Regions from separate parts of the Mus musculus genome. Here all the other regions are linked to region 2. A link is a loop called in an ENCODE intact Hi-C map of the cell type or tissue named here. Cell type or tissue: heart. All regions are shown on one strand.

Region 1 (5,000 bases), 160 kb before region 2:
GGTTAGAGGAGCCCATCCGAGCCAGGATGCACTCAGTGGGTGGGCTGCATCCATAGCATGCATAAAGCACTGAATTCAATCCATAGGACCGAACAAACCAGGTGAGGTGGTGTGTGCCGTCATCCTAGCACGTGGGAGGTGGAGGCACAGGTTCAAAACTTCAAGGTTAGCCTGAGCTATATAGCAAGCAAGTTTGAGGTCAACCTGGGCTACCTGAGATCCTGTCTGAAGGCAGACAACTAAATAATTGACTAAATGAAGTGTGCCTGCTTGTAAGGTGACACATCCCTGGGGGGAGGGGCGTAACAAGTCACCCTGTCTGGAACCACTGGGCTTTACTGAGTCTCCCTAGGTCCCCAGTATTTTTTTTCCTTTTATACCAATCCTGTAAAAGTGGGTTGTTCTGGGGCTGGAGAGATGGCTCAGTGGTTAAAAGTACAAGCCGCTCTTCCAGAGGTTCTGAGTTCAAATCCCAGCAACCACATGGTGGCTCACAACCATCTGTATGTGGGCATCTAATGCCTTCATATTCAACACATACATACATACATACACACATTTTTTTTAAAGTGGGTTGTTCTGAGAATGTAAACATACATTTATTTCAGTGTCCAAGTCATTTCTGGATTTTACAAACTGATACAGCCTTGGCTGTCCCACGGACCACTAGATTCTGCTTTATTCTGTTGTCTCACCAGCCCTAGAATTTACTTTCTTGGTGGAAGGTGTGTGTGTGTGTGTGTGTGTGTGTGTGTGTGTGTGTGAGAGAGAGAGAGAGAGAGAGAGAGAGAGAGAGAGAGGTATATCTAAACCTAGAGAACTTGACATGCTCTTCATAGACTGTTCCAGAAATGAACTGCCCGGAGCAGTCATTGGTGCTCATAGTGGAGCCACTGACGTTCATGGTGGGGTCACTGGCAATCATGGTGTGGCTATGACTTGGCTTTTTTGGCCCCAGTTCTCTCCCCTCCCAGTCCTGAAGTAACAGGTGAAACCAGGCCTCATGATATCAAAGGTCTTGGTAAAACGCATGAAGCCAGTTCCCTAATTGAATTTGAAAATATAATTTGAAATTTCATGAGGATTAAAAGGAGGAAGGAGGGTAAGTGTTTTGAGCGTGCGACGGAGGGGAAATCCAACCCTTCCCTCGATGTCAGCGCACTCTGGGCAGGCAGTGTGGCATGCACGGGGGAGGTGCGTGCAGGCTCCTACACCACAGCTACAACAGAGAGTCTGTGTTTGGTTTGGCAAAGAAAGAAAAGGAATTTTCTTTTTCTTTTCCCTGAAGAATAAAGCTAGTTCCTAGGCAGTGGCTCTGGTTTCCTTTCAGCTGATAAGCATGGTGGCATGCGGGGCTGGCAGCGCCTGAGGTTGGGAGGCCCTGTGTGTTTACCCAGCACAGACTGAACTATTCTGCGAAGTACACACCGTCCGCTGGATGAACTCAAGTTTGGTCGTTTTTGATCCTGTGTTTGGTTTTCATTGTACTGAACTATGTCACAAGGGAAAATTCGAAGAGAGAGAGAGAGTCCACTGTAAACTATCTCTGGGGAAGGAAGCTTGCGCACATGCTTGCGAGCACACACACACACACACACACACACTCACTCATACACACACACACACATACCACACACACTCATACACTCACACCACACACACTCATACACACACATATACCACACACACTCATACACACATACACACAGGCTACACTACCAGGCAATGGATACTCAATAACACAGAGCTGTAGCATAGAGCAAGCTGAGCCAAAGTCCTGGGTACCAGGCCCACCTTCTGACCACCCCTTCCCCAGGACAAGGGTGTTAGGTAAGCCACTCCTTACCTCCTCTGCAGTGACCATGGCGATCACATTCACCCCCTGCTCCCACACCATCTGCCAGAAGTCATGGCACGTATGTGGCAAGGGCCCCTGGGTGGCGATGTAGTGCCATTCTGATCCGCCGACCACCACCTGCAAGCCGAGGAACACACCGGTAAGGGAGCCAAGCGGCTGGAACTACCTTCCACTCTAACTTCTTTTGGACCAAGTGGGTTGATGTCATCCTAAAACCCCATTAAGTAACAGACGACACATGTTGGCACCAGAATACTTTTCTGCTAAGTCATGCTTATGAAGTCATACTCACCTGATCTTTTACTGCATGTAGCACACGATACAGGCAAACAACTTCAGGCTGAAAACACACATACCGGCTGAGGAGATGGTGCAGTGGGAAAAGTGCCCACGGTGTAAGCGTGGAGACCTGGGCCTGATCCTCAGTGCCCACAAACAAGCTGGGGTGGGGGCCGGTGCTGTGTGCCATCATCCCAATGCTAGGGAGTTTGAAGAGAATGGATCCCTAGGGCTCGCTGGCCAAACATACCGAAACAGTGAGTCTAGGTTTAGGCAAAGACCCTACCTCAAAAAAGTAAGGCAGAGGGGCTAGGTGGGATGGTTTCTTGGGTGAAGGTGCCCACCATTTACTCTGATGACCTAGGTTTGACCCCCAGAGCAAAGTCGTCCTCTGACCTGCACACACACACACACACACACACACACACACACACACACAGAGAGAGAGAGAGAGAGAGAGAGACACTGGGCACACAAAACAAATGTAATGAAAATGTTAAATGTAATTAAAAATAAGGTTACAAATGATACAGAAGAGAACTGATGTTGACCTTGGCCTCCATTTGTGCATAGAAGAGGGAGTACAGTCATACATGTGTACACACACACATATATCCCACATACAAAACACACACACACATGAACTCATATAAACTCACAGGTACAGACGGGTATATCCACATAACTTAAGAATAAATGATGGGCTGGTGAGATGGCTCAGCAGGTAAGAGCACCCGACTGCTCTTCCAAAGGTCCAGAGTTCAAATCCCAGCAACCACATGGTGGCTCACAACCATCTGTAACGAGATCTGACTCCCTCTTCTGCGGTTTCTGAAGACAGCTACAGTGTACTTACATATAATAAATAATTAAATCTTAAAAAAAAAAAAAAGAATAAATGAACAGAATTTAAGTTACAGAAACAATACCTAAGTTAATCTGCACCATGTAGGCTGATACATTTCATGCTTTAGTCTATATTTTATTAGAGTTTATGTATGCATGATTACAACCAGAAAATCAGTTTTACAACCACTAAAAGGCTGTGGTTCCGAATCTGAAGAACAGGGTTATAGGGCGGACTTTTAATAAAAACAAAGTCTACATGCAAAACCATCCCGGTGGCAAGGCCGGGCCCACAGAGCTGAGGTTACACTCTCGGTGCAGTGGTGTCTTTGGTGCAATGCACTTTCTGTCTCTCTCTTCCTCTCCTGTGCCTTGATATGACACAGATGGGTCCCTTTATACATTTGTGCGGGGCAGAGCCCCCGGAGGGTTCCAGAAGCAACGAAGGGGTCCCCGTTTGACTTTCCTTCTCAATGATTTTACAAAACTCCATACCGACTTGAGTCAGGCAAGAATACCGTCAGCTATCGTCTCCTTACACAAGACATGCTTGGCTCAGAGCTGGCAAGGAAATCCACTTCCCACATACTGGTGGGAGAAAACACCCACAGACTGAGTTGTTGGGGGTTGGGGAGATGTGGCCCGTCTGTGGGACTAGGCCTTTAAACTAACAGGTACCCAGCATATAGTAACCATAAACATTGCAGAGAATCTGCCTCTTCCAAGGATTGAAAGGAGAGCATTAAAAGCCACACTGAAACCAATGTGACTCCCTCTCTGGAGAATATCATGTGACTCCCCCCACTGCAGGACATCATGTGACTCCCCCTCTGGAGGACACCATTCTCCTCTGTGCTAACTGCTGCTTGGAACCCAGGGGGAGAAAACAGTGGGGAAATATATAGCTTAATTCCAGAAACCAAGGGCAAGTTCCTGCAAGCTCTCCAGGCCTGTGAAATGCACCCACATCTACCCTGGATCCGAGGGATGAAATGTGGGCCTCGGAGAATACCGCAGAAGGGATGGCATCTTGGATAACAATACTCGGAGGGCGCTGTTTATGCGGAGTGACAGCTGTTTCCAAAGAGCAGATGGAAAATGGGAAGGAGACTGGGCCAAGGGAAGAGGCCAGGAGAGTGTCCCTCTGTACGGTTTTCAGAGGCACTTCATTGGGAAGCAGCTGCGGAGTCCTCATCTTTGAGTGTGTTATTCTGCTCATTATTTCCTAATCTAACTGATGCCATTGTTGGTTTATTTACGAGATCCCTGGTGTTCATTTTATTAGTTTTGTTCTCAAAACTACGAGCCAAAAAAATACCTGTTTGTTATAAATGCATACATACACGTGCGCGCGCGCGCGCACACACACACACACACACACACACAATCCTATCTATGCCCTATGCATAAAAACACTATACCATACCATCACATCCCATATGGAAATTGGTTTTCAGTGATATACAACCCAGATGCCTAACTACACCTTAGGAGGGTCAAAGGATACTTCTGGCAATTCCATCAGAGTTGAAAAATCCAAGAAAAGTAAGAGTTCAAAGCTACTGATCATACAGATTAATCAGGCGAACTGTGTTGGTTAAAAACATCTTATACCCAGCTAGACGGTAGTGGTGGCGCACACCTTTAATCCCAGCACTAGAGAGGCAGAGGCAGGTGGATCTCTGAGTTCGAGGCCAGCCTGGTCTACAGATCGAGTTCCAGGACAGCCAGGGATATACAGAAAAACTCTACTTCAATAAAATAAGCTACACTAAACTAAGATAAAATAAAAGCCCTGTATCCACTGACCAAGCGAGAGCCTTCGAAACACTCTCCCAATTGAGAGTTCAGAGCCGTGTTCTAAAACAATATACCCCAAACTGGGTATTACCAAAGCTGGGGAAGGTGAGCTGCTTAGGAGCCCATGAACTCACAGCTCTGAATTCTGTCTAAGGCCTAGCTAAGCTACAGCATACTGAGACATGAAGTGTCTGAGACATTAACAGAAGCCCACGCA
Region 2 (5,000 bases):
ATGGGTGTTTTGTCTATGTATGTACATGGTGTGTGTGTGTGTGTGTGTGTGTGTGTGTGTGCCTGGTGCTCTCAGATCGCCTGGGATTAGACGGCGAGATAGTTATGAGCGGCTATGTGGTTGCTGGGAATTGAATGCAGGTCCTCTGGAAGAGCTGGTAGTGCTGGCAGTGCTTTAACCGCTGAGCCATCTCTTCAGCACTGTTGGTGGCATTGAGAATCACCATGGACAGAACCTCTGGGCACGTCTGTGAGGGGTTTATAGATTACCATGGCTGAAATGGGAATACGATTCTGAATGTGGCTGATGTCATTTCATGAGCTGTGGTCCCGGACTGAGTAAAAAGGAGAGAGCACACACCAGATGCTGGCATTCGCCTTCCTCCATTTCCTGACATTGCTTCATATGTCACATCTGTGCGAGAAAACCATATAACAAATGCTAGAGTTCAGTTCAGCCTAAGCACACCTTCTTGTTTTCAGACTACAGGCCTTGTCGAGGACAGAGATGCTACTGTTCACATTACACACCCTGTGTGCTCTTCAAATGCTTTACTGAGGTACAGGAGCCCATACTTAATGTTTCGGGGGATTTTCACTTTCATTTCTCTCTTTTTATAGTTGCTTCTCAGAGGGGTTGCCCACTGTAAAAACTTTGACAAATATTTCTAAAAAGTAAATAGTTGCAGATGTACTCTGTCCCCTGTGTGAGAGAACTGAGACAGGCCCCTGCTAAATCCACGCTGATACATATGGATCCCGTATTCATTACGTTTCTAGCTTCTCACCTTTAACACTGATGCCACCTCCAGGCACGCCAGGCGCCTGCAGGTTGTCTTAGATTCTAGCAGATAGCAAATCACAATGGATTGACACACTAGATGGTCACTAGAGGCAGCAGCTACAAATCGTTGTCCTACATCACTTTGGATGGGTTTTGAGTTGTCTCAAGCTGCCATGTCTGTATGAGATCTCAAGTCGGGACCCTCAGCACCATATAAAATCTGAGCATGACAATGTAAATGACCCTAGAGCTGGCTTGGAGACAGGAAGATCCTGGAACCCGCTCACTGGCAGGTCAGTCTAATGGGTAAGTGAGCTCCAGGTTCAATAAGAGAGATCTTGTCTCGAAAATAAGATGGAGAATGATAAAGGAAGATGCCCACCTGAAAACAGACACAGACAGACAGACAGACAGACACACCACATGCATACACGCACGCACCCCATCCATATAAATAAAACAAATCTTTAAAAGGAAGAGGGAAGTGTTTGTTGACCAAGGACAGCATGAAAAGGTAAGGAGAACTCAGGGCTGCTCCAGACATAGCCAGAGGTTCCGTGTGATACTGTTGTCTGCATATGGATCCCACACTACCAAAGCAGCCTGGGGCAGAATACAGAAAGACAATGTGATTTACTAAGTCTATCCTGGCTTGCCTAGCTAATAATAACGATGTGTCATTCAAACAACAACTCTGGAACACGTTTAACTGGAGAGATAAGAAATTTATGTAAATTGACAAACCAGCCCTCCCCCATCTTGGGCTTGAAAGCCATCTTAGAGGAAAGACAAACTAGGTTCATTCCTATCAATGATTAAGTCTGCAAGGATTGGGCTATGCCTCATCTGTGACCCTAACTACATGGTTCTGCACTGCCTGGCCCAAGAAACAACCACTATGCCTTTGTTTCAAAAAGTTATAGCCACCTGTTTTTCTGACTGCCTCATGGTAATTGACTTGTTATGGCCACCTTGCAACCATATCTTTGTTTCAGGAGGTTTTTATGACCACCTTATGTCTGTGTTCTGCTTCTGTATCCCTGCCTGCTTGCCTGCCAAGCCTCCCACTTGGAAACCCCCTACTCCTGAGCTTCCCTGTAGCCCCAGGACCTGGAGCCCGCCTGAGCTGCAGATAAAACTCTGTATTCAAAGCAAAACAAAAGCTTCCCACATCATTCCCTGGGACTCTGAGGTTATTGCTGGCTTAGGAAGATTCTTCACCTTTGACTCCAAGGTGTTTAATCACTTGGGTATAGTGGTTCAGAACGTGGTGTGCTTTAGGCATGATGGTGATTGAAAGTGAGCTGCACATGAACCGAGCTCTCGCTCAGTCCAGGATAGCATCATGACTGTATCTGTCCATCTGTCCAGTGCGGCCATGTCATTGTCTTTCAGAAACGCTGTGCTTGGAGACCACTTCCTTTGTCTGTCCATCTGTCTAGTGTGGCTGGGCTTGGGGAACACTTCCTTTGTCTGTCTGTCTGTCTGTCTGTCCGCTGCAGCCATGTCAGTTTGGAGACCACTTCCTTTGAGGCATTGGTCTCCAACCAAAAAAGGAAAATAATGTAAAAAATACTTTAAAATTTTTGTTTTAAGGGTAGAACATTTTCAAAGGAAGCACCAGGCAAACTTTTCTTCTCTTCAAAATTCTACTAAAAATTTTTGAGTTAGAAATATGCTTTATATGTTTCTGGGGGTAGAGCAGGGATTAGACACGGTTATGCAAATCCTCTACTTGTGAGGCACATCATCCAGCCCTAAAACATTTAAAGATAAATTATTTACTCTATAAAAAAATACATGAATCATGTGTGGCGTTTCCGTGGTTCCACAGCGGTGATGGGTTTTTAGGGGTCGTTTCTGTGGTTCCACAGTGGTGATGGGTTTTTAGGGGTCGTTTTTTCTACTGCCAGTTACTTGCTTCTTTAGGGACAAGATTTTAGTGAGTAGGATTCTACAGGGTGTTGTCTTCTCTTTCCCCTCCTTTGAACAAGTGAATGTTGCTGTAGAAAGAGGACAGACAGGAAGAAGGAGGAAGGGGCAGGAAAGAAGGAAGGAAGGGAGGAAGGGAAGGGGGAGGGAGGGAGGAAGGAAGGAAGGAAGGAAGGAAGACGCTGCACATGAGACCAGGCTCTTGGCCGAAACCTTCGGTGGCACAGAGCCACCTAGTGGTGGGTTGTCAAAAGTTCAGGTCCCTTTTCAAGGACTACATCTTTGAGTGGTGCTCTGTCCGTTGTCGCCAGTTTACTCAGGATATACAGAGATAATGAACACTTATTTTGTAATAAAACGTATTTAAACAACATATCTTTGTTGAATATTTAATTCCCAAGTCCCTCTTAAAACCTTTCTAAATTAATCTTATCTTGAAAATAGTTTCTTGCCCACAAGATGCTCAATCTTGTCCTATGGAAGTCTGGATATATATATATATATATATATATATATATATATATATATATATATATATATATATATATATATATATATATATATATATATATATATATATATATATATATATATATATATATATATATATATCCAGACTTCCATATATATATATATATATATATATATATATATGACAAGCACAGAAATGTAAGCCCTAGTCTGAAAGTGGGGTGAATCGGAGCAAATCTCTAGTGGTGTACTTCTGACTTCCCAGAGATGGACATCGAGAGTCTGGGGACACGGCCGGCTGCAGTGTATCTGAAGCATTGGGAAGCCAGGCCGCAGTCCTCACGTGTGGAAACTGAAAGCCTTCTGACTGCTTTGTGTTCTCCAGACAGAGAACAAGACAAACCTGGGGAGAGGAAGCGTCTTTTGTGATAATGCAGGAAGCAAAGTGCTGAGGAGAAGCAAGGCCCCGGAGAAGTCAAAGGAAGGCCCCTGTCACGGCTGCTGTAGTGAGCGGCGCGTCTGGGCTTGCTGTTTCCTGCTCTCCACACTGCATGTGGGATGGACACCCACCTATTGACTCTCAAGCCCACTTGCTGGGGATCCTCTCAGGAAGTCATGACTGCTCCTTACTTCCAGGTCATACTTGGCACTGGTAAAACAGGCTCCCCTAGTGTCCAAGAGAGTTCTGGAGACACCTAAAGACTTGTGGCTTGCACTGCATGGCATGGGGTTTGAGCCCCATAGTACAGTACTCTGTTCTCTGACATGATATGCTGTTATTATTTTCACCCCGTCGAGACCTTTACAAAACTGGTCTTACCAGCCTGTCCTCGCAGGAGGAAGGAGAGAGAGGGCCATCAGATCCTCACCTCAGATGCAGCCACCAGTTGTTAGTGAACCGAATTGGTTTGGTAAGCTGGACTCACAGAGACCTCTCTTTGGTCTGTCAGTGTCCTATCTGGGGTAGACACATACTTCTGCGGATCTCCCAGGAGTGTTTGTGCAACACTCTCACATGGCAGCTTGACACACCTTCAGCTAACACCACATGGGCCATGAGGATGCCACAAAGTTATTGGCTATAGTCTACCTCTCATTGTGTCCAGATCCATTTGTCTTTGTGGTTTTTTTAAAAAAATTAATTTATTATATGTAATTACACTGTAGCTGCCTTCAGACACTCCAGAAGAGGGCATCAGATTTCATTATAGATGCTTGTGAGCCTCCATGTGGTTGGTGGGATTTGAACTCAGGACCTTTGGGAGAGCAGTCGGTGCTCTTAACTGCTGAGCCATCTCACCAACTCTGTCTTTGTGTTAAGTTCACTCTGTCACTGTGCTGACTTAGGGGCCTAAGCTAAGGAAGACTTTGTCATAGAGAACTGGAGGGGCTGGGAACCTGGATCAACAGGTAAAAGCGTCCGCCTCGCAAGCCTGACAACGTGAGTCCTGGAACACGCATCAGAATCCTGACTGGTGGGATATGTCTGTGACCCCAGCATTCTTACAGAGGTGTGGAAGGCAGAGCTAGGAGAATCATCTAGGACCCGAGAGGCCAGTGAGCCTGCAGAAACAAGAGAGACATGCTTCACCAAGGTGAATAATCCGAGTGGGCATATGTGCACGGAGGCACACATGTGCCCCTCTGCCCAATACAATGTTTGCTTTATTTATTTATTTATAAACATTTCAGATTTTGACTATTTTATGTGTATAAGAGTTTTGCCTTCATGTGTATTTGTGTGCCACATGTGCTGGTCCTTGAAGAGATGGTGAGCCTCCATGTGGGTCCTGGGAATTAAACCAGGGTCCTTT
Region 3 (5,000 bases), 180 kb before region 2:
CACCGCAAGCTGACCTCTGGCCTCCACTCAGGCAGGCACACACATGCACATGTACACACATGTGCTCATAAAGTGCTTCCCAAAGAGATGGGAGGGGAAAGGCATCTGGGAGTCGGGCTCAGGCTTTTTGAACCTGTCACCAGGTTCTACACGGCACACACTGTCGGTTTTCAGGGCCAGCCCTGCTCACTGGTCTGTCCTGACTGACAGACATGGACCCACAGAAAACACAGTTGGGACCCTGCCTAGGGAAGACTGGTCAGAAACTCACCTTATGTTTTTATAAAAAGGGGGACAGTGTGGAGTTCCCCCTAGACCCAGAACCCCTGCATCTGTGGGGATACAGGGATGATTTGAGCAGCTCCCCCACCCCACGGGGGGGGACGTCTCACACTGTGGATTCCCCCTCAGGACAAAGCCAAGGTGGAAGTCCGAAAGCTCAGCAGCCCGCCACAGGCAGAAGCCATCCGAGACATGGTCAGATACGCACGCAATGTCATCGAGGAGTTCCGGAGGGCCAAACACTACAAATATAACCTTTCTGTGTGGCCTGCCAGGGGCACAGCACCGTGTCTCACTGACGGGGTGTGGTGGGACGCTGGGAAGAGAGAGGAGAGGGGAGGAGTAAAGTTTTGAAAGGAAGATGGTCTCCTGTGTGCTCGTGGGAAGACAGATGGCCCACAGCAGGGTGTTGGCTCTGCCAGGAGCGACTGTCCTCACTAGACTGAAGTGGCCAGGAGTGCCACATGGGGGAAGGCTACCTTCAGAGGAGCTATGTTGTTGATGTTTTAGTACAGGTAGGCACCGTGCTAAGAACGTTGCTCACCTCAGCCCCCCATCCACGGCACACTGACTAGTGGCCATTGCTACCAAGCCCACGAGGAAAGAGTTCCTTAGATACACGGCCCCGTCTCAGGGACGCTTGGTGGTGGCAGGACTAGGGTTTGGTCAGCAGAATCCGTGTTCTTCCACCGTACTGTGTTCTTAGGATTTGCATCCCAGAGGGCAGAAGATGAAGCTTTTGTTTCCTTGCCCTGCTTCCCCCACCCCCATCTTTCTTTCTGTCTTCTCTCATTATTAGGGATTGAACCTAAGGCCTTGCACATGCTCAGCACGTGCGTCGCCGCTGAGCTGTGTCTCAACCCCTCCCCCCACCCCTCTTTTCTTTTCTTTTTTACCCAGTGGCTCGTTGAGAACACGCAGGAGGATGATAGGCTGAGCAGTAACTCAGGTGTTGCCTGAAGCCTTCCGGTTTTATTTTGAAACATGTCATGTTTTCAAGGCATGGTCCAGGCTGATAGTGGACACCTTCCACGACCCAGGCAGGCTTTGAACTTGAGTTCCTAACTCCTTGGCCTCCTGAACAGCCAGAGTGGCAGCCTGCACCCTGAGGCCCTTGAGGCACATTGCTTCCTAATGCAAGAAACCTCTTGGGAGCCTGGGCTAGGGTTGCTCTCTGCACTTGGAAAAAGTTTCTGTGCCAGCACAGCTTCCTCACGTGAGGTACTGGGTTGCTCAGGCCCCCAGCCTGGATGAGGATTTGAATTTAGCGAAGATGAAGGACTCCATCCTCGCCGTTGGTCCGTCCGCAGGGCCAAGAAGGCCTCTCTTTGTGTTTCCCTAGTTTGTTTCTTCAAGGGAATTTCGATTCCCTTGACTTCATTTTCCCCATCAATACTTTACCCAGGAGGGAGGGGAGGGTGGGTGGAGGGGAGGAGATGGCCCAGCCTGCCCCTGCCTGGGATGCCCCGCCCCTGCCTGGGATGCCCCGCCCCTGCCTGGGATGCCCCGCCCCACCTGGGATGCTGCCTGTTTCCTTGACGCTTCAGCACCCCCTAGTGAGCTGCTGGAGATCTGCGAGCTTAGCCAGGAGAAGATGAGCTCCGTGTTTGAGGACAGCAATGTGTACATGCTGCACATGATGTACCAGGCCATGGGCGTCTGCCTGTACATGCAGGACTGGGAGGGAGCCCTGAAATACGGGCAGAAGATCATTAAGCCGTACAGGTGAGCGCCGGGCGGAACTGGGTGGCTTGCTCGGGGTGAGCACATCTGCATGCAGGTCCGGGCTTCTCCCCACCGAGCTGGCCTCCTCTGTCCTGCCAGGGAGCTCCCTCCTGAGGCAGAGTGTCACAGGCTACCCACAGAAGTCCCCTCAGGCCAGGGTTAGAAAGTCAGTCAGTCGTTCACATCTGTGCCCACCTGCCTCTTCTGTGTTAAGTGACACTTTTGACCTGGTGAGTGGAGGCAGAGGGCGGGGGCGTACCACAGCCTCCTTCCCAACCTCCTCCCACACACTGCCTGCTGCCTCCGCACACTGCAATCCCAGCTGCATTTCACCAGCCTCTAGGACTCACGGTTTGGCTCAGTCAAATAAAACAAGATGAGATTCCCATTTGTAGAAATAATGACTGAGCCAGAGAAATGGTCCATCCTAGCGGGTCACCAGACGTTAATGTGGGAGGTAGGAATGCACAGCACTGTCATTGTGTGTGGCCAGCCACTCCGAGGCTGAGACCCCTCACTGCAGAGCTCCCCAAGGCCTGCACACTAGGGGGATGAGCTATGGAGCAGTGTGAGCATTAGGCTGGAAGTCCCCTCCCCCAGAACATGTCTGGTGATCATGGTGAGTCCAAGAGGACTGGAAACTTGCAGTGAGGTCGGCCCCCACATCCCCTGATCTCTGCCATCTGTTTACCCACTGTGCTCTGGAGAGCCAGCAGGGGGAGCCAAAGAGGACGCCAGGTGTTCAAACTTGCTCCTGGAATGAACCAAGTTGGAGACCTCTGACCTTTCCCCTGCCTCAAACCTTCCTCTCAGAGAGGGACCCAGGCAGACAGCATCCCAGGCCTCAGATTTGTGGGGACGGTGGTCGGCGCTACACGACCCAAGGCTTCCTGTAGGCAGCACGCCTCCTCCTGCCTGGGAATTCTGTCTTCAGTCTTTGGGACAGAGTGTCAACATAGACAGAATAGAGCACACTGGCCTGGAGGATGCACATTTTCCACATTTGCACACTCACTCACCCACAACAGCTGTATCCTGGGCTCTGGGCTCTGTTCCCAGGAAAATGGGTCGCTCTTGAGCAGACTCCATCAGGCAGACCTCAGTTTAAACCAGAGAGAAAACCTGAACTGGACGCACAGTTCTGCTAGGCAGCAGAGCAGAGTGAGAGCGAGAGCAAGACAGACAGACAGTTAGACCAAGAAATCAGAGGGCTCAGGGTTTAGCAGACAGTTGGGTTCCTCAGATATATGTGAGTGTGCACATGCGTGTGACGTGTGTGTCCTGTCTGCCTAGTGGGAGGGAGGAGGCCTTTTTGCCGTCTGTGTGGAAGCAACATTTGCTCTGACATTTCCCTGGCGCCTTGGTCTGAGGACAGCTGAAACAGACGAGTCTGGGTTAGGGCTGAAGTTGTGTTGATGCGTGCTTCACGGTAAGATTTCCCCATCAGTTTTGATGCAGCCTCATCCAAAAGGAAACGGTGGCGGGGCATTCACAGTGCCTCTGATAGTGCACACTAGCCCACCTCACACTCTACCCGGCACCGGGTGGGCTTTGGGGAGAGCCCGGCAGACTCTGACTTGGTGACCTGCCATCTCTCCCTTCCCAGTAAGCACTACCCCGTGTACTCCCTCAACGTGGCTTCCATGTGGCTGAAGCTGGGAAGACTGTACATGGGTCTGGAAAACAAAGCGGCCGGCGAGAAGGCCCTGAAGAAGGTACGTTTGGGGCTTAAGGCCGGGCGTCCAAGCAGTTAGTCAGGTCTGCTTCTCAAGTGCCCTTGTGCCCTGGGAGGCCAGTGGCTGCAGAAGCTGAGGGTGACTCGCTGTGGACTACCCTCTGGTCATGTCATCCTGGGGTGCCTTACACTTGGTCTAGCCCAGGCCCTCTGGATAGGAGCGCACGAAGCAAGAGGGCTGAGCTAGGATTGCTGTGAGAAGAGTTCTACTCTAGGACCGAGAGGCCAATACCTAGTCTAAAGTCAAAGGGTTGGATCTGGAGGGCCACTCAGTGTGATTGCGTGGCCTGGGGAAATTCTAAAATGAACTTAACCACCATCCCCATTCATCAAAGCCAGTCATATTTACAGTATTGAGATAGCCTTTCCGGATGGGGACGGCTCCAGAGAGTTACCTGAGGAGTCTAGGGTGCGTGGTGGTCCTTCATATAGGACCTTTGACGCTGGAAGCTTTAATCTCATCAGCCATGCTGGGACCGAAACGCCTGTGCAGAAAGTGCAGGGACTCCCACGAGTTTACCATCTAGTGCGTGTGCCTGTGCTTGCTCGCATACAGGTGTGCTTATAAATATGGGGGCAAGAAGACGACCTCAGGTATAGTTCCTCAGGACGGTCCCCATGGTCGTCAGGCTCTCACTGACCTGCAGGTCACAGACTAGGTCAGGCCAGTCTGCATTGAGCTCCAAGGATTCCCCAGCCTGTTGTCTGTGGAGAACCCCTCATGGAGACGGACTCCCCCTCCTGAGATATGGAATCTCCTTGTGTTTTACATGGACGTTAACAGCACAGTGTGACTTCAGAGTTGATCTGTTGCTTCACTTTGTACAAATAAATAAATACTGCAGCCACAGACTAGCCCAGTCCCCACATCTCCCAAAGTGTCTGTGGAGATTGAAGGCCCAGGGTCCCTTCTGTTGATGTCACATCTGTTTTCTCAGTGACACTAGGGAAGAGCACCTGGTTAGGTCACCATTGGAAAGCACCATGGCGTCCAAAACGCCTAGAACAGTGGGTTCAGAGCGTGTGGGGATGACGTGAGCCCTTCTTTGTCTCCTACGAGTGTCTTTGCAGGGTGAGGAGGAGCCTGTGAGAGGTGGTTTGCCTGCCAGGCTCTGAAGCACTGACGGGCAGCATGCACCCCTGCTGGGCTGGGACTGTGGGACAGGCAGCAGCGATGTCAGATGTCGCGCTCATCCGCCCCATGTCCTTTGCTCTGCCCTAGGCCATTGCCATCATGGAGGTAGCTCACGGCAAGGAC
Region 4 (5,000 bases), 270 kb before region 2:
ATTAGCAAGGATCCTTGGTTCCCAAGTTCCCTCCCCCAATAAGCCCAGAGCAAAGGTCTCCCTGATCCCAGGAGCAGAAGGCACCCTGCTCTGAAACACTTCCACAGCTCTTCTGTTACTTTAATGCTGAGAGGTGCCCTCTGCCAATCCTATTTCATGGTTCCTGTGTGTTACAGAAGCATGCATTCCATCTACTTTGTTTTCGGAAACTCCAGACCACTCAGCATCGTATGAAACACGACTCGTCATGAATATGCGATACGGGATGCTGCGAGTTGGTCTACAAGCTGGTCCAGATGCATAATTACCAAGACCCAGGAGAATGAGCTTGAGTCCTGCACAAACCACTAGGCCTGGTGAGGACTCAGAATCCAGCTTCTTGAGCAGCTCTGAGACAACTCATTCCCGACGTAGACACAGTGAGGGAAGGGCCAGAGCCTCCTCTGGCTCACAGAGCTGCAGATTTCCCAAGGGAAATCTTTTTCTTTTTCTAGAAAAATAAATTATGTTCTTCCTGGCTCTCCCATCTCTGTCAGCCATAAGGAAGAGAGGGGATGAGACAGAGGCGGTAGAGGATGGTGTCCAGCCACCTCCACGGACAGACCCTGGCTTCCTTCCGTTGCCTCTGACATCCACTGCTGGTTTTCTATAGCTGCCCTAGTAAAAGAGAGCAGATGGAGAACCAGATTAGACCAGTCAGCCCAGCCCTGACTGTCATTTTATGAGACTTCTGTGATTTTCATCAAGCAAGCTAGAAGAGAGATCTGGGGAGGCAAAACAAGGGAAACAGAAACTCTGAGGCATGGGGCCAGGTCATCTGTGACCTGAAAAGGTCTGAGCAAAGAGGGTGTGTCAGAGACAGACAGAAGCCTTTCAGCGCCCACTGCAAGCCATGCACCGGCAGCAAGTCGCTCACCCTACGCCTTTGTTCCCTCATCTGAAAAACGAGGGTAATCACGTATTCCTTTCAGAACTATTATAAGGGCAAAAAAAAAAAAATGCATGCGAAGCATGGATCATGAAAGTTGCCCACCTTGAGGGACTGATGGTCTGCTTTGGAGCACTGGAACTACTGATGAAATAATGTTCTGTAACAAATAACACCTTCTCAAGTCAGCTCACAGTGGGACCGGCAGGGGAAGCAGCCCAGCCAAATTCTATTCAATCTTCTCCGTTTGGTTCCACAGGCAGATCTTATCACTGTAACTCAGCTCCTGTGGTCAGAAAGATCTGGGTCTAAACCCCATGACCACCATTGCCCAGAGGTGGTTTTAGGCAGTGACTTGACAAAGCACCTGCCTCAGAGGTCGCTGAGAATAAAGAAATGCATGACTTTGTCACACTTTGAGTGCCCAATAAACCACACTTAGTATCATCTCTGTCGCTGACATCACCAAGATCACCACCACCAGTTCTGTTTATCACATAAGGAGTTTAAGAATGGTTTAGAAGGGATGGGTTGTAGCTCAGTGGTGGAGCCTGGGCTAGAGTGATGGCTGCTCTTCCAGAGGACCCAGGTTGGATTCTCAGCACCAAAATGGGGGCTCACAATCATCTATAACTCTAGTTTCAAAGGATCTGACTCCCTCTTCTAGACTCTGCAGGTACCAGGAATTGGCGTTGGTGTGTGGGTTCAAGGTGAGCCTTGTTCTCTCAGTTATTTCTTCACACGCCTGCATGTATATTTATCTTCCCCAGCCTTGAATCCCACTCTCAATTCTACCCCTGACATCTAAGTCCAGTCTCTATGGCTCCTCTACAGAATGACCACAGTTCACATCTGCTCCACCTGATCCAGGATTCCTGGAGAATCCAATGAGATGGATCCTTTCAACAAGTGTTTATTGAGTAGATGCCAAATAACCTAGCATGAGACACGACAATACAATAGACTGGTCCTGACCCTTAAGGACCCAGGCAATTCAGGCCCATGTTCCCAGATAGAGGTGAACAGTCACACTCTAGATAGTGTATTGTAGGTGGTCACAAGGAATATGGATCACTCTAGCAGGAAGGAATAAGAAAGATTTGAGAGAGTGGGCTGACATTGTTTGAATCAACTGTGGCGTTGAAATGTGGCACAGACAGCATGGCCAGGCATATATGCATAAGTGATTCTCAGAAGGCTCTGTGCTCTATATTCTAAGGTTTGCCTAAACTCTTAGGTACATCAAGAGCATGGCGCACAGGGTTGACTGAGAGCAGGTGGGGTGCGAGCTGTTATAGGCTGTGCACATGTAAGCTCTTGTCATGAGTCAAACCCATTAGAGAAGCAAGATCTAGCATCTCCCACAAGGTCTGTTGCCACAGACGAGGAGACGGAGGACCAACAGGTGACATTTCCTGGCCAACATCATAAAGAAATTATAGAGGACCTGTGTGATGGCTCAGCATGTAAAGTCACATGACATAAACCCTGACAACTCAAGTTCAGTTCCACATGGTAAAAAGAGGAAACCATCTCCGGAGAGATCTTCTCCAACTGCCACATGTGCACGTACATATGCACACACACACACACATGCACACACACATGCACACAACTGCTAAACTAGAATTAAGATGTCAGAGTTTGAACATGGTGTTCAGAGTTCAAATATTACCTCACCAGCAAAGGAATAAAAATGTCAAGCCGATCGCTCAGATGTTCAAGTCTCCTCAGAACTGTGATTTCGAGGGAAATAAATTATGGAATCTGGTGAATTATGACACAGTTTTTCTCAGAAGTCACATTTTGAGCTCCGAAAATATACAGTAATAAGACGACCTCCCTGAGCTTGGCATGGTGGCCCACTCCTGTAAACTCCCGTAAACTCAGAAAAAATAACAAAACTCCCCACCAGGACCACTTAGTGATTCAGGAGCACTTCCGGCTGTGGCCAGCAGATGGCAGAGGGTGACTAAAGAAGGAGGGATCCACAGTCGTTGCCCCGCCCCTCCAGCCTGCTGTTCTCAAGTGCAAGTAGAAAATGCCTTTGCCTTGATCGATCAGTACTGCTCGGTTAAAGCCACTGGTCATCCTGAAAGTCTGTTTCTAGGTAGAGACCGTCACTGCTTGAAATTCTCTGTCACCCATTCCATATTACAGGAGACAAGGCACCCTCCCTGTCCTCCACCAAGCTATTACCTCCTGCTGCCTCTAAGCAGACCTCCCCAGCCTGGTCACCAGCGTCTCAGCAGAAGCTGCACAGGTGACGATACAGCAAAGGATGTAGCAGCGAACAGAGAGGTCGGTCTCTGCTGACTTTAGACAAGGAAATCCTGGATAACTGTCCCTTGGAAGGGGAATTAAGCATAACTCCTGCTCAGACCTTAGGCACCTGGAGAGCTTTCCCTGTTTTGATCAGTTTTCTGTTACTTTAATAAACATGATCAAAAGTGACTTAGGAAGGACAAGGCTTTGCATTTTGTGCTTCCAGGTCACCACCCTTCTTTGGGGAAATTCAGGCAGGAACCTGGAGGCAAGAACTGTAGCAGAAACCGTGGGACAACTCTGCTTACTTGTGTAAGGATCTGAAAAGCACTGAAGGAGACCCCAAACCCATATAGTATGCAAAAACAAAGAGCACTTATTCTGCAGAAGCAACAAGAATGTGGGGGGTCAACCATTCTCTAAAATGGCAACCCCAGACAAAGGTACACAGGGCTTTTTATAGGCAACAGGGAGAACTCTCTAGAAGGATTGGGTAATCTAAGATTTCATTGGTGGGTGCTAGGGCGTCACAGGTGGTCAGTGGTCTGCGTTCCTACGTCATGAACATTCAACCATGTGATGAAATAGGGTTAAAGACAGCCCGTTCTGAGATAAGATATTCCCCATTTTTCTGTGGTTTTTCCCAGGCTGTTCTTTATGGGAGGGAGCTTTATGATATGTTCCTAGAGCTGGTATCTTATGACTTAGTTTCTGGAACTTATGGTCTATTCCTGAAGCTGGTGCCTTGTGGCCTGTTTTGAAATCAGGCCTGGTCCTTAAGACAGACCTACTGGCTCACATTGTCACATTTCTTACAGCTCCAGCCCACCAGCATAAGAATGGTCCCATCCACAGTGGGACTGGTGCTTCTACATCAATAAGCAATCAAGAAAATGTTCCACAGACACACCCACAGGCCAATCTGATGCATGCAATTCTTCCCTCTTCCCAAATGACTCTATATTGGGCCAAATTGCAGCCAGTGCTAACTAGAAACCATAGATTCTTAAATCATAGTATCACATGAGTGGCCCAGAAAGAGGTTTTAAGGGACTCGCTAACTCTGAAAATTCATAAGTCAAGCCTCCTTCATCTGCACTTCTCTCAACTCTCTCTTATCACCCAAGCTCCCACAGAGCAGCCCGTTAAGCTTTGAGTGCTCAATAGCTTTTCCAGCCCAAGTTCCAAACAGTCTCACAATCCTCCCCCAGACAAAATGGTCAGGTCTGACACAGCAATAGCCTGGCTGTTAGTAACAATTTCTGCCATAGTTTGGTTTCTTCTGCTGTGATGAACACCATGACCAAAAGCAATCTGAAAAGGAAAGGGTTAATTTGATTTTGAGTCTCCATCACAGACTGTCACTAACAGAAGTCAGGGCAGGAACTCAAGCAGAAGCAGGGGAGGAAGTCATGGAGCGCTGCTTACAGGTGTATTCTCCTTGGCTTGCCCAGCTTGCTTTCTTATACAACCCAGAACTACTGCCTAGGGGTGACACCGCCCACAGTGGGCTGGGCCATTCCACATCAATCATCAATAAAGAAAATGCTCCACAGACTGGTCCACAGATAACCCCTCAGCTAAGGTTCCCTCTTCTGGTAACCTACCTCGTGTCGATATTACGAAAATAATCAGCACACTCAGTTTTGGTTTTTGTTGTTTGGTTGCTATTGCTATTTCTCTTTGGTTGGTTGGTTGGTTGGTTGGTTGGTTGGTTGGTTGGTTGGTTTGGGGTTTTGTTAGGTTTTATTTTATTTTGCTTATTTATTTGAGACAAGGTCTTACCCTAAACTCCAAGGCCACTCCT
Region 5 (5,000 bases), 120 kb before region 2:
CTTAAACCCATGAGATGCTGGTGTTTAAAAACTAACAGTGTGAATCTGGAATCCCAGCACTCAAGGGGCTCAGGCAAAAAGATCATAAATCCAAGGCCATCCCAGGCTGTATAGTGAACTCTGGGCTACCCTGGGCTATAGAGTGAGGCCTTGTATCAAAACAGAACGAAGCACGGCTAACTGCCGTGCACCTCCTGGGAGGCAGCTCCGTGAGTCTGAGGAGGGGCTAAGGGCCATGTCTCCAGGAGGATGCTTCTCATCTCAGACTCACTGTACGGCCGCCATGACGTCTACACCCACCCTTCAAGGCTCTGCACTCGGTGCCCTCTGCCTCTCCAGGGAACAGTGCCTCACTCCCTCCAGGTAACCTCTCTTCAAGAGACCCTGGGAAGTGCCTGGGAGTCTTTTGTGGAGGCTTTCATCTCCGCAACCCCAGCAGTTCTTAGAGGGAGGAAACAGAGCCAGTAAGAGGGTCCTTAAGTTATCAAAACCCCTTTTAAGTGCCAAGAGTTCACCGTGAAAGCAGACGTGCAGGCACATCTTTGAAGACGAGCCACTTGGAGCCTGAGGGTCCTACTTTCACAACTGAGAGGATGAGAGCAGAAAGAGAGACAAGGAAAAGGTGTCAGCTTCGCCCCGTGGGCCACACAGTCTCTCTCCAGTAATGTTTCAGGGCATCAAAACCAAAACCAAAACCTCTTAAGATCCTGTGAGCAGGCAGAAAGCACCTTCAGGTTTACTAAGGAAAGCTACAGCAGGGTTCTCAAAACTGACCCAAGTGGTGGTGCGGTGGGGACCTCAGCTGGAAAAGGAGGCAAAAGCTCACCTCCTCCTACTAGTCACACAATGTCTGAATCCCCGGGACACCCCTTCTCTACCGTTGGTTGCTTCCACTTATTTTCAGTCCTTCAAGCCAGAAGGGCAAGCAGGTGTCAGCATGAACTTAGGAAGCACTTCCTGGGAGCACTTCCTGGGAGTACTTCCTGGGAGCACTTCCTGGAAACATAAATGCAAAACCTGGGAAGGACCAGACCTCAGTCTCTGCCTCACAGGGACCCCGTCAGTCCATCCAAGTTCTTTGCTGTGCTGTCTGATGGGACAGTCTTCCAGTACCCAGGGTGGAGTAGGGTAGGGGATGTTTGTAAAGGTGTTGTCACCTGTGACCCAGAACGGAAGTTGTCTCCCATGTCACCCTGGAAGTGAAAAGGAACAGCCAAGAGGCTGTCAGTAGATTCTTTTGGGGACCGGATCAGTTACCAAGAAATCCACTCGATCCAGCTAACCAGCAACTCTATTTCTCCTGAGCCCAAGGCTTGCTATTCAGCGACATCCAGCTCTTTGTTGCTGCCGTTTTCCAGACAGGGTCTCACGGATGCCAGGATGGCCTCCAACTCCCTATGTGAGCAAGGATGACCTCGAAGCCCTGTTCGTCCTGTCTTTGCCTTCTAGAGGCGTGAGCCACTGTGCCTGATACGTACTGCTGAGGACCGATCCCAGGGCCGCTTCATGTTAGGGAAACTCTCTACCTACTGGGCCACATCCCAGCCCACATACATGTCAGCTCCAATTCAGACCATCCTGTGACAGGAAACAATGACTCCAACTCTACAGTGAGGACACTGGACGCTCCTCATGCCTGTGTAGGCTGGCATATGCCTGTGCTTGGATACAGTGTCGGGGATGTAGTATGTTCTACCTGGAAGCCATCCAGAATACAAAGACCTCTGGGCACTGATATGTGTAGTCACCACACGAGACTTTGGCGACAGTTACTAGTAAGACTGCAGGAAAAAAAAGAACAAAATTTGAACTACTTTAGAAATTATGTGCTAGCTTTATTTTCCCACTGAAAGCCCCTTTGTAAAATATAAAAATGGCGCCCTGCAGGATCCGAGAGCAGAGCTGGCGTTCTGTTTTTAGAATTGTTGGGCTCCTCTCTGTTTTGGTTAGAGATACAACTCTTCTAACTGCAGTAAAGTAAAACTGTGGGTCCTATTTTAGAAACATACAATTTCATGGAAGTACACTCCACCCTGTCAGCACTGTGGGTGGAAAGGAAAAATCCAGCCAGCCAATCGTCATGCCAGGAAATGAAGCACAGCCAAGTTTCCAAAGAGGTCCGCTTTGAATCTAAGCTTGCACAGAAAATGCTAAAACATTCTTCATACTCAAACGTCCTCGAGGCATCCCATCTGGCTGTGGAGACCCAGGGGCTAGTCTTAGGTTACAGGCCAGCTCTCCCTGTAAGAATCGGGTGATAATTCTACACGTTAAATCAAAGTAAATTTTCTCATCTCGTTTTTCATCTTGATTTTAGCCTAAAGCAAAAATTCATTCATCGAGGAAATGGTAGTTTCCCTGTGTGATGCAGACAAGGGTCCCAACAATTGCTTTGGCTAAACATGGTAACTGGGAGCTGACAGATGCTCTGAGGTAGGCTGGGGGTGGGGTGAGGGGAGGTCCTCCATCCTGAATGTCCATATTCTACGGCATGAACAACTTTTCCAACTTCCTTCTTCCTCCAGGATTTTGAACTGAAGTTTGTGTTTATTTTTAAACGCTAAACTTGGCCAAGCCAAGGAAGCGCTCAGTATTCTGACAGAGGTATGGAGACGTCCCTAAGAAACTACACAGCATAGTATTACATTCAAGATGTTTGGCTAGGTCCCCTCAGTTCCATTTTAATTCACATGTGAGGAACCTGAACATCCGGTCTGTGTGTTGTACTTGCAGGGTTGTCCCTTCTGGTTGAGGAACGCCTGTGGTAGCCTACAAAGCAGGGCCTGCCTCACCGCAGAACCACGAGAAAGGCGCCAGGAACTCAAAGGCTGAGGACACGTAGCTTTGAGAGTATGTTTCCCACCCCTCCCCCAACTGAATCCTTCATTCCAAGTCTAGGGCAGCAGAGGATCCCCAAGTTGGGAAGAGCCCATCACGATGGCTAAGCTTTCAGACCTGGATTTGTCCTGACTGCCTTGCAAGTACACCAGCATGCCCACAGGATGGAGGCAGGGGAGTGGAGCACAGTTAAGGTACTGTATATAGATGCTTGTTTGGAGGACCCACCCCCAACACTAGATGACCTCATTTTCTGGTAACAGTGTTGGGCTCACGGAGTGTGACTACAAATGGCCGCAACTCTCTAGCAAACATCTTCAGAGCCCATGTGGTTCCTATTTCCCTCTGTCCTGAAATCTTCAGTGTGCAAGAAGGGACTTGTGTTGCTCCTATATCTCAAAGTTGACTCTGCAAGTCAGTATTGGGTACAGTCCACTGATCAGTGCGGGGCACAGTCCTCTGATCATGAGCGCATTACGGATTTGGGGGCCTTGAACCGATGCTGGATAGTTAATTCTAAACAAGAAAGTCAGTTGAGAGTTTAACATCCATGCCTAACACCTCCATGTGGACAGCAGGAAACTGTTCTGAGAGACTGACTTGTCCAAGGTGACATTGCTTCTTAATGGAAAAGCCAGATAGCATCACCTCCAAGCAGGGCCAACCACGGACATAAAAAGGAAGAGCCCTCCTTTTCCATGAAATCCCCAAGTAAAAATGAAACTGAAAATATCACTAACAGAGCTGTGTGTGGCCCATGCTTCTGAGAAAGGCTTGCAGAAGCTGGCCCTTCTCCACGAGGAGAAGTTGTGTGCCTCAACGTCAGTGAGGCTAGCCTGGGAATGTACTTAGGATGCACAATCAGTGAGGCTAGCCTGGGGATGCACTCAGGGTGTGCTTCTTCCATGGCTAGGAACTCTCCAGGTCTGTTTTTTGCTGCCTGAAGCCAGATGGGTAGCAATACTCTGAGCTGTGACCGCTGGTCTACATTCTCAGTGTCGCTATGTGTTCCTTTCCGTTCATCCTTCCTCCGTAGCTCAAATCCAGCTCAGCCAACAATGCCCCTCATCTGAAGAGCCAATATAAATGTCACAATTTGTAGTACATCTTTCCATTCGGTCTTTGAGGCCTTCCCGTAAGCATGGAGGATCAGAGTGCGAAAAGGACATCAGCTGTCTTAATGACTAAGAGCAGGGTAAGGTTTAAAACGACACCTCCTGGACAGAAACCTTTCTTTGCAACTAGCAGTATCAGAAAGCCCCTTTCCGGAATTTACTAGAACCTTCTCCCAGGATGGTGGAAAATGTACCAAAGCATCACAGAACATTGCTCTCTGCTTGATGTTGTCCTGTTCCAATGAGAAAGGTTCGAGCTGTCCTAGGACCCTGGGGTATGAGGAAGCAAACTGAGCCCTAAGACTGTCAGGGCTGGGTAGCAGCAGGGGAGGGAAGCTCACCCATGCATTCCAAAGACTGCTCTCAGCTGCAAAGGGACAGAACGGACAGGGTGGCCCACACGGGTTTTGTCCTCCATGTGCCGTACAGTCGCTAGACAGTCCTACACAGGCCATTCTCCGCCCCAGCCCTGAGCTCTCAGAACCCTTGGGAAGGATTTATTTGAGTTCATGATTCCTGATATGTATAATAATGTGTCTGGTACCCGGTCTGTGCACTAGCTAAAAAGCTTTTATGTTCAATGAATGTCCGAGTTAGCCGTCAATGAAAACTGCACCAGCAGCAAACTATGGGAAACACAATGACCCCAGAGAAAAGATGAAGGGGCTAACCCTACAAGGGACATGGGCGACCTTAAAAGGGAAAGTCCTCCAGCCTTCCTCACAGTCACAGCTAACTGATGTGTACTCCTGAGAACACACACACACACACGCACACGCACACACACACGCACACACACACACACACACGCACGCACGCACACACGCACGCACGCACACATGCGCACACACACATTTTCTCAAACATACACAGACAGGATTTCCATGGCAGGTGTTCAACTCCACAAGGTTTCAGCAGCACCTGACCAAGAGTCACCTTCCCTGAGACACCCACCTTCTTAGGAAGACTCTCCAAGTCTCTGTGATTCTTTCCTAAAAAGGACACTGTTTGTTTAAATGCACACAAACACACACAGGCTCTGAGCAC

Evidence for each region. A loop is a pair of places that touch in the nucleus more often than their neighbours do. Peaks named below come from ENCODE experiments on the same cell type or tissue, not always from the same donor. Only the 100,000 strongest peaks of a DNase experiment are listed, where the experiment ranks them.
Region 1: it touches region 2 in a loop (3-fold over the local background); 17 of 42 quality-filtered maps call a loop at or near these places.
Region 3: it touches region 2 in a loop (7-fold over the local background); 34 of 42 quality-filtered maps call a loop at or near these places.
Region 4: a loop joins it to region 2, with 8 times the contacts of the local background. A loop is called at or near these places in 21 of 42 quality-filtered maps.
Region 5: a loop joins it to region 2, with 2.2 times the contacts of the local background. A loop is called at or near these places in 2 of 42 quality-filtered maps.

What each region holds. Positions count from the first base shown.
Region 1 is chr1:189,857,433-189,862,432 of GRCm38, reverse strand. It overlaps Ptpn14 (protein tyrosine phosphatase, non-receptor type 14), which reads right to left. Exons shown (of 19, transcript NM_008976.2): 16 at 1,847-1,975. Among named protein-coding and RNA genes, the nearest start is that of Gm26574, 22 kb to the right of the region's middle. In heart, a CTCF peak has its summit at 1,934; DNase peaks (open chromatin) are centred at 1,342, 1,912 and 3,936; H3K27ac peaks cover 1,579 bases.
Region 2 is chr1:189,699,134-189,704,133 of GRCm38, reverse strand. No RefSeq gene overlaps it. Among named protein-coding and RNA genes, the nearest start is that of Cenpf, 14 kb to the right of the region's middle. In heart, CTCF peaks have their summits at 803 (motif pointing left) and 2,959 (motif pointing left); no DNase peak of the experiment used is centred here; H3K27ac peaks cover 502 bases.
Region 3 is chr1:189,880,831-189,885,830 of GRCm38, reverse strand. It overlaps Smyd2 (SET and MYND domain containing 2), which reads left to right. Exons shown (of 12, transcript NM_026796.2): 9 at 412-532; 10 at 1,833-2,007; 11 at 3,614-3,722; 12 at 4,965-5,000. Among named protein-coding and RNA genes, the nearest start is that of Smyd2, 39 kb to the left of the region's middle. In heart, CTCF peaks have their summits at 1,857 (motif pointing left) and 2,719 (motif pointing right); DNase peaks (open chromatin) are centred at 1,900, 2,100, 2,690 and 4,890; H3K27ac peaks cover 1,918 bases.
Region 4 is chr1:189,971,125-189,976,124 of GRCm38, reverse strand. No RefSeq gene overlaps it. Among named protein-coding and RNA genes, the nearest start is that of Smyd2, 51 kb to the right of the region's middle. In heart, a CTCF peak has its summit at 2,883 (motif pointing right); a DNase peak (open chromatin) is centred at 2,904; H3K4me3 peaks cover 379 bases; H3K27ac peaks cover 288 bases; H3K27me3 peaks cover 771 bases.
Region 5 is chr1:189,815,087-189,820,086 of GRCm38, reverse strand. All of the region lies in intron 3 of Ptpn14 (protein tyrosine phosphatase, non-receptor type 14), which reads right to left. Among named protein-coding and RNA genes, the nearest start is that of Gm26574, 21 kb to the left of the region's middle. In heart, no CTCF peak of the experiment used is centred here; a DNase peak (open chromatin) is centred at 2,076; H3K27ac peaks cover 420 bases.